2 separate regions of the Homo sapiens genome follow, and region 1 is linked to region 2. A link is a contact called in ENCODE Hi-C or POLR2A ChIA-PET data. All regions are on one chromosome and are shown on one strand. Each heading gives the region's core, a stretch centred on a gene start or an enhancer-like site at or near the end of the contact. The rest is flanking DNA. Distances are from core to core; before and after follow the strand shown.

What was found. A loop is a pair of places that touch in the nucleus more often than their neighbours do. ChIA-PET counts read pairs that join two places held with the same protein, here RNA polymerase II (POLR2A). Pooled maps may share reads with other maps.
Region 1: a pooled map shows a loop between it and region 2 (2.8-fold over the local background). The contact joins two enhancer-like sites. A Hi-C loop is called at or near these places in 3 of 168 maps with a recorded cell type or tissue (PC-3, esophagus muscularis mucosa and naive thymus-derived CD4-positive, alpha-beta T cell) and 9 of 50 pooled maps. POLR2A ChIA-PET finds 5 or more read pairs at or near these places in 1 of 52 experiments (T-cell).

What each region holds. Positions count from the first base shown.
Region 1 is chr6:105,427,308-105,431,231 of GRCh38, reverse strand. No RefSeq gene overlaps it. Among named protein-coding and RNA genes, the nearest start is that of PREP, 26 kb to the right of the region's middle. Within about 2 kb of position 2,536, at least 6 of the 41 ENCODE cell types and tissues checked have a DNase peak (open chromatin) inside an H3K27ac peak, as active enhancers do; they include PC-3, where a contact is called at or near this core.
Region 2 is chr6:105,357,762-105,361,621 of GRCh38, reverse strand. All of the region lies in intron 6 of PREP (prolyl endopeptidase), which reads left to right. Among named protein-coding and RNA genes, the nearest start is that of PREP, 43 kb to the left of the region's middle. RefSeq lists an enhancer at 1,439-1,628. Within about 2 kb of position 1,466, at least 5 of the 41 ENCODE cell types and tissues checked have a DNase peak (open chromatin) inside an H3K27ac peak, as active enhancers do; they include PC-3, where a contact is called at or near this core.

The DNA of each region.
Region 1 (3,924 bases), core at 1,287-3,786, 69 kb before region 2:
GAGTGCAGTGTTGATTTTCCCATGCCCCTTATTATCGAACTTATGTAGGTGGCAGAGCACCTGAAGTGCTCTTTACACAACACCATGAAATACTGACGTGTTTCAATCCATTATATTAACTAGTAATATTTTTTTACCATATTATGAAGGAACAATTCTATGGCTGTCTAATGTGACATTCAAACAAGTGCGGGTATGTCTGGCCGAAGGGGAAGGTGGGTCCACCAGTTGGCTGTTTGCATGAGCAATTGAACAGCCTTCTGGGAAATAACTCATCTCTATGAGAGAAGAGAGTTCAGGCCCACAAGTCTGACCCAAGAGGACACAGAAGAGCCTGCGCAGAGGTTAATGTGTTTCAGAGTGGCTGAGGGCTCATGATTGAGTCTGAATGAGAAACAGCTGGAACAAGAGTCAATAAAAACTAAAAGAGTGCTTCACACTTCTTGAGGATACTGTGGGTGCTGGCTTCCTAAGTGAAAGAAGATAGCTCCTCTGAGGCCTCAGTGGATTTCACAGGCACCATCATCACTCTGGGAAGGGCATAAGTTCCTTCAACAGCAGCATCAAAGGGTGGCTTACTGGGGACTGTTACCTTGGAGAGTCAGGGCAGGGACAGAGCACGCATGGCACCTGGCTGACCACATTTATTAGTACATAGTAAGCATCCTTGTGACTCCTGGGATTAGTTCAGATGGAAGACTCTGAAATGGGCTTAGACTTCTCTCAATTGCTGATGGTGACATAGCTGGACAAATGCTGTTTTGTTTCTATTACTCTGAACACCAGATCTGTGCCACAGAATTGGTGCTTATCAATTTGCACATTACAAAATATAATGCTGAAAATTTGTAGATTTAAAAAAAAAAAAAACTGGTAATCATGATTAGCTAATCTAAAGGAAAGTTCTTTGACCTTAAAAAAAAAAAAATCTCTCTAAGCCTTGGTTTCCCTATATATAGAATGAGTAAATTATTAACCTACCCTTCCAACCTCCCTGAAATGTCTGAGAGAATGTTTTAAAACTGTGATACTTACTCATATGGACGGGAGTGTTTGTTAATTTAACCTATCCTTTGCTGAAATGTCTGAGAGAATGCTTTAAAACTGTGATACTTACTCATATGGACGGGAGTGTTTGTTAATTTAACCTATCCTTTGCTGAAATGTCTGAGAGAATGCTTTAAAACTGTGATACTTACTCATATGGACGGGAGTGTTTGTTAATTTAACCTATCCTTTGCTACTTATTGATATGCAGTTAATTGTGAACATGTGTCTTCCTTTGGCCAAAAAAACATGAGCAGAGGTGACACACCACTTCCAGATAGAAGCTTTCCAAGTCAGTATGTATTTCACCACGTTCTCTTCACTCTAACAGGATGCTTACGGAACACATTAGGATGGAGCCTCTGTGGATCTGGATCTGGTCCCTGAGTGACTCCACATGTGCTGAGCCACACTGGACCTGGAGCACGAAGGAGAAACACACTTTTGCTGATTTAAGCCACTGAGATTCTGGGATCATTACCTCAACATTACCTGGACTATCCTGATTGGTCCTAGGGCCTTGCCACATCTGGGATACAAATGTAAAATTTAAAGAAATAATCCCAGTCAAATCGAGGTGAATGAAAGAGGGCTTCTTAGAATAAATGTTTTAGTGAAATCCTTAAAAAAAAAAGACTAAGAATAAGAGATGGCATTACTAATGGAAGAACTACTATTTCATATGGCTAGCTTAATTTGAAATATGGCTAAGAATCAGGTGGTCAATAATAACAACACGATGTTTTTAGACAATATTAAAATGCAAATTTCTCATATACTATAATGCTTGAAATGGCTTTAGAGGAAATCAAGTCCTTACCTGTATTTCTATGAGGCTTATATATTACATGAAGACAGAAATAAAAAGCCCTAACACTCAGAATTCCTTTTTATTTATTTTTTATTTGTTTATTTTCCTTTTCTTCCTATTTTGCTTATCATGACAGTGAAGATCTCTATAAATCATGAGCGTAGACATATGAGTTTTAAATGTCTGGATTTGGACAAAAAGGAAACAAACCCAAGGGACATACACAAATAAATACAAATTCATCAACAAATTCCCCATCCCTCCTCACCTCCGCTCAATGTCGGTTTTAAACTCTTGGTGAGGAGTGGTATCTCCAACTCTTGATTCTAGCACTTTCATCCTCTCTTTAACAGCATTATAAAAATGACCCAGAAGACACTGCTGAGTGAAAGCGTACCTTAGCAGAGTGACACAAGTGAAAGAAAAAAAACATCCAAACAATGAGGCCTTTGATGGAGAGCCCTGAGATTTCCTAATAGCAAATAGGACTAATCGGTGGTTATGAAAGTGGTAGCCTCAACTCCCATTAGAAAGAAACAACATGCAGGCCTCTTTCTGTAACTCCCAGAGAGAAACCCTGGGGAGAGTGGTTCACCGGGCTCTCCAACCCAGACAGGTCAAACTTCTTTGCCCTTCCTGAGTGCAGTATGAAGAAAGCATCAACACAAAGGAAATATTTTTGTTGGCAGTCAGATCAGAGCATGCTGACATCCCTGTTTTTAACAATTCCCTGGTCAGCCTGGGTGTGGTTACTCTTTTGAAAGTTTAGTCTTGAGGAAATAGGTCAAGGGAGCCAGTGTTGTTGTGTTCTCCTGAGCGTGACTGAATCCTTGCATTCATTACGTGTGTGTTGCTTTGGAATGAGTGTCTTGCTGAGTGCCACCTACCAACCAGCATTTCTGGCTTCCCCAACTGACCAGCAAGGTCGGACTCTCTCCTTAAAACAGGCTGAGCTGGGCAAGCAAACAGCCTGTTGTGCTGAGAGTCAGAGGAGATTGATCAAACATGAATCTTAGTTGAGGAATGACAAGTAGCTAGGGTTGAGATAAATAATCCAAGAGGCCCTGTATGTATTTGCATAAGGGAAATGGAATTGAAAGAAGACCAGGACTACGAGATAAGCAGAGGCAACTAGAGAAAGGGCTCTTAGAAGGAGTGAGCAATGGTTCTGATTCATAGCCCACCAGCTCTTCCCTCCAGCACTGTGGCAGACACTATTCCCCAAAATCCATTTTCTCTTCTTCCTGAGCACAAAACTGGGCTCCATTTTCCAGGGTACTTTGCAATATGGTGTAACCATGTGACCGGTTTCTGACTAATGGAATGTGACAGAAGCAGTACGTGCTACTTTCAGACCTGGCCCATAAAAGCCACTTACTTACAATCCCGTTTCTCTTTCTAGTTTCCTGGGGTGGTGATGCTAGAAACAATGGGTTAAAGATAGCACAGCTGCAGTCAGCCGGGGTCTCTGCAAAAAGCAGAGCCCACCTTCTCCTCTTCCCATTTCTAGCTGCTGACTTGAAACCACTCAGTCCTATGAAGTGAGAAAGAAATAAACTTTCTGTTCTCTAAGTCATTGAATTTGTAGATCTTTGTTGCAGCAGCAAGGCCTACCCTGCTTATAATTTGTATCATGCCTGTGACATTATCTGACTCACACACTATAGGAGCCATTTACTATAAAGCCAGTGCATATCTCTCCTAGTTCCCTATCATCAATGAATATAGGAGACTTGCATGATTTGACCAATTTTCCTCTCCAGCTTCATCTCTCCTGACTCCTACATTGCTCTGTAGGCTCTGATATGGTTTGGCTGTGTCCCCTCCCAAATCTCATCTTGAATTGTAGTTCCCATAATCCCTATGTGTGGTGGGAGGGACCCAGAGGGAGATAATTAAATCATGGGGGCGCATACCCCCATGCTGCTGTTCTTGTGATAGTGTGTGAGTTCTCACAAGATCTGATGGTTTTATATGGGTTTTTTCCCCTTTTGCTCTGCACTTCTTCCTGCCACCATGAGAAGAAGAATGTGTTTGCTTCCCCTTCTGTCATGATTGTAAGTTTC
Region 2 (3,860 bases), core at 217-2,716:
TTGTTCATTTCCAGGACAATTTCAAGTGTCACTGCTTTTTAGAATGCTTTTTTTACGTGCAACTAATTCTTTTATTATAACATATAAAAGAAAATACCTTCCTCAGTTTGAAAGTGCATGTAGATTCAAATAATGAAAAAACTTTCTTTGCCTTTTTTTGGTTAGGTTCTAAGAGAAAAAAATTATACTAAAGAAATTTCATGGCCATGAAAATTTCCTTATTAATACACCACCACACGACTGGAGTGTAGTTGCTGTAGCATAAAATAGCTTTTGAGTTTTTCTTTGAAAATATGTTTGATGTAAGTCCACATATCCTGTATATATATAAATATTAGGTTTTGTGTTCTGTTGTTTTTAAGGACAAATTACTTCATACATAGTTAAATTATTGAGAGTTTAAAACATGAAATGCTTTTCTGTTAATTGTCTCTTAATATGAAGAAAGGCTTGTTTACTTTGGTCATTTGGAAAGCTCAGGTATTCTTTGCATTATATGGTATTGAGACTGAAAATAGCCAGATTCAGTTTAATATTAATAATATAGGTTTATTGTTTAAAATATATACCCATTTTCCAGAGAATTCCATATTGAGATGTTAGTATCTATTTCATACTTACCCTGAAGACTCATACATGTATGGTATGTATATGTGTGTATATATATGTGTGTGTACATATGTATGTGTGTGTGTAAAGCCTTCAAATGACCCAGTGGTAGAGCCGATGACCTTGTGAAGTGGAATTGTTTGATCAAGACTCTGGTCTGAGTGAATCACATCACACCTAGGTGAGGCATTAACTGAAGACATTTTGTAAAAACATTTATTTGGGACTAGATTCCCTTAAAAAGACTCCAGTTGCTACTTGTCCCTCTAAATTCTGTGATTTTTATAGGAGTTATTTTCCTGAATATGCTAAGTTGTCCGAATTACACGTTTATCAGACAAGTACATGTGAACCTAATAGAGTTAAGTATAAAATATGTATTTTATACATATACTCTAACAATTTGAACTATGTCTAGTGAGAGTTTTCTTGGACTTCCTTAGTGTAGCCTAGAACCACAGTATACACAGTAGAATTGTTAATGGATTAATGTGGCTTCTTTAATGAAACTATAAAATACAATACCCCCATACCTTATGTCCTACCTTTTGATAAATGTAAGTTAGAATGATAGCTGTTACTGGGTTTCGTCTTCAAAAGTAGAAGCCAAGACTTAAAAAGGTTTCCTCAGGCTAGCATAAAATATGCCAGGGTAAGAAATCACCAAGATGGAAGGGGAACACTTCTTTCCCCATTTTTCTGACCTCCCTGCCAAGGAATTTCATTGAATCTTGGTTTCTCAATGACTAGAAATGAGAGAGGTTGGGAGTTCACAGATTAGCTGACTCACAGCACAAAGCCACATTCTTAAGTGTGTACTTATTCAGCACTAAAGTTGAGATCTCGGTTCTCCATCTGTTGACTCTTGTTCTGTTTCTAGTTGATTCAGACCTGAGGCGGAGAGAAGTGAACTGTTTGTTGGGCCTGGCGAGGACACTGAGTGGAAGAACAGTGGCCGTGGGCTGTGTTGTACACACTGCATATTTACAGGATATTAGCGATGCCTTACATGCTGTCACAGATCAGTTTCCCTGGGAAGCAGACTCTGAGATAGAAATTTGTGTGCTAGAAGTTTGATGGGAGAGCTTTCAAAATCTCTGCCTGTGTGACGAACGATCGCAGCAGAGGGAGAACTTCAGCTGTGATGCAATCATCACAGAGGTGTCAGACAATCCTACAGGAACCCTCAAGCTAGGTGAGCCCTTCAGCATTGTCCTAACAGGAGGGAGAGGGGTCCAGGCCTTTATAAACCTACATTAACCAGTTGTCATATGTGGATGAACCCAAAAGAATGCATGACCTTGGGAGAGGTGCCATCTTCAACTTGAGGATGAGACCTGGAGAGATTCTCGTCTGAGAGCTGTCTGCTCCCAACACCCATCAGCTGGGAGATGAGGGCTTCAGCCCTAGAGGGCAGCCCAGCACAGCACCCACTACACATGCTGATGTCTGTCAGTGAGATATACACTTGAGAATGAATGTACGTACTTGAATATATGTTAAACATAGCTCTCTGTACCAGATAACATAAACCAGTGTAGCCTTTGAGTTTTAAGCATGGACAATTTCAAGAAACTAGGGGAATTCTACTTCTTTAATCATCATTTAGGAGTCATCACTTCCCAAAAGCCTTCTCAGAACTCATTTTTCCGTCCAGCTCACCACCCTGTAGATGCCCCTCTCTGGCACTCACATCATACATTGTACTTCTTGCTATTAATGTTCTACAACATGGCCTTTTCTGTGTGTGTCTGTATCCTTTAGTGTATCTGTCTCTCCCACCTGAGCATGAGTTCTTGAAGGTTCTAGCCTATTGATCTGTGTGTGCCTGAGCCTGATTCAGCAGCCAGCACTTGGTAGACTCTTGATAAATCTTGGGGGAATACACACCCCAGCTGTGGCTGCCCTGAATAGTGGACTGCAGTGGTTGATGGCACGTGTTAAATTGTGTCTTTGTTATGGGAGGTGAGAATTTGGCTGGGGACAGGAAGTTGACCGAAATTTTCCTATTAAGATCAGCCACTTCTGGTGATAGTAGCTTTGTCCAACCTCATCCACCTGGGCACAGGAATACACTTTTATGAAAAGGCTTTTGCCCTTGAGCCTGTGGTAGTTGACTCTTTTGGAGAACTGGGCTGGACCACCCAGAAGATCCATTTTACAATGACGAATGGCATAACCAAGTACCCTTAACCAAAGCAAGCTGAGTGACTTCCCCCTTTCATTGACGACCTTGATTCCACTCTGGTGGAAAGAGAAGTTAAATTCGAGGAAACTTTGCCAAGAAAGAGTAGCCAAGGCAAGGGGGAAGAGTGAATTACTCCCTGAAGCCTGGAGGTGAGTGCTCCTCCCACCTTCAGGAGACATGTCTTTCTGCCAGCCACCAGAGAAGAAGCATGGGGGTGTGGCTTTTGGCTGTTTTTTTAATAACCTCCCAGGTTTTGTCTGCTTATAGAAAATGAAAGGCTTAGTACCAGTGAATGACCAAATGTTATTTAGCCCATCTGTAGAATACCACACTCTCTCTACATCTAGATTTTTTCCTCTTTCCAAATATATTTATCAATACAGATGTTAGTACTTTCTTCTCTTTTAATATTTTCTAATTATATTTAATCAGTACTCTAAATATAATTCAACAGGTGACTTTGCAGAAGTAGACTGTCAGAGTAACCTACATATTAAAAATTGACAGTAATAAAAATGGTAAAGAGTTTTAACCTTGATGTTTATTGTTATGATTAGGAATGCAAGTAATGGATTTAATATCAGCAATGTAAATGTTTCATTTATAGTAATTCTTTTAATTTTGTTTTTGTTAATGTTTTATTTACATAAATGGTAGATTTTTATGAAGTTAAGTCATTTTTACTTAAGGAAAATTTGTTTAAAATAATATAGATTTAAAATAGAAGGAAGCCATGAAAGCACAAATTTAGGAATTTGTAAATTTAGGAATTATTTCATAATTGGTCAGGCTAATATTATTAGTTTTTGCAAAAGAAAAAATCAGTGCTTGCAAATCAGATTAATTGCTTCTGGAGAGCACAATTATTCTAGCTGGGATATCATTATCACTTAGAGAAAAAAAAAAAAAAACAGTATTGTTGAACCGGAATTCAAACTGTTCCACGAAGGCCTAATGGGCTCTTGGCTTGCCTGCTTTTCTACTTTTCTTTTTTTAAATCTGGCTTTTAGGAAAGTAACTTTATTCTGTTCACAGTCACATGCCCTCCACATCAACAGGATTT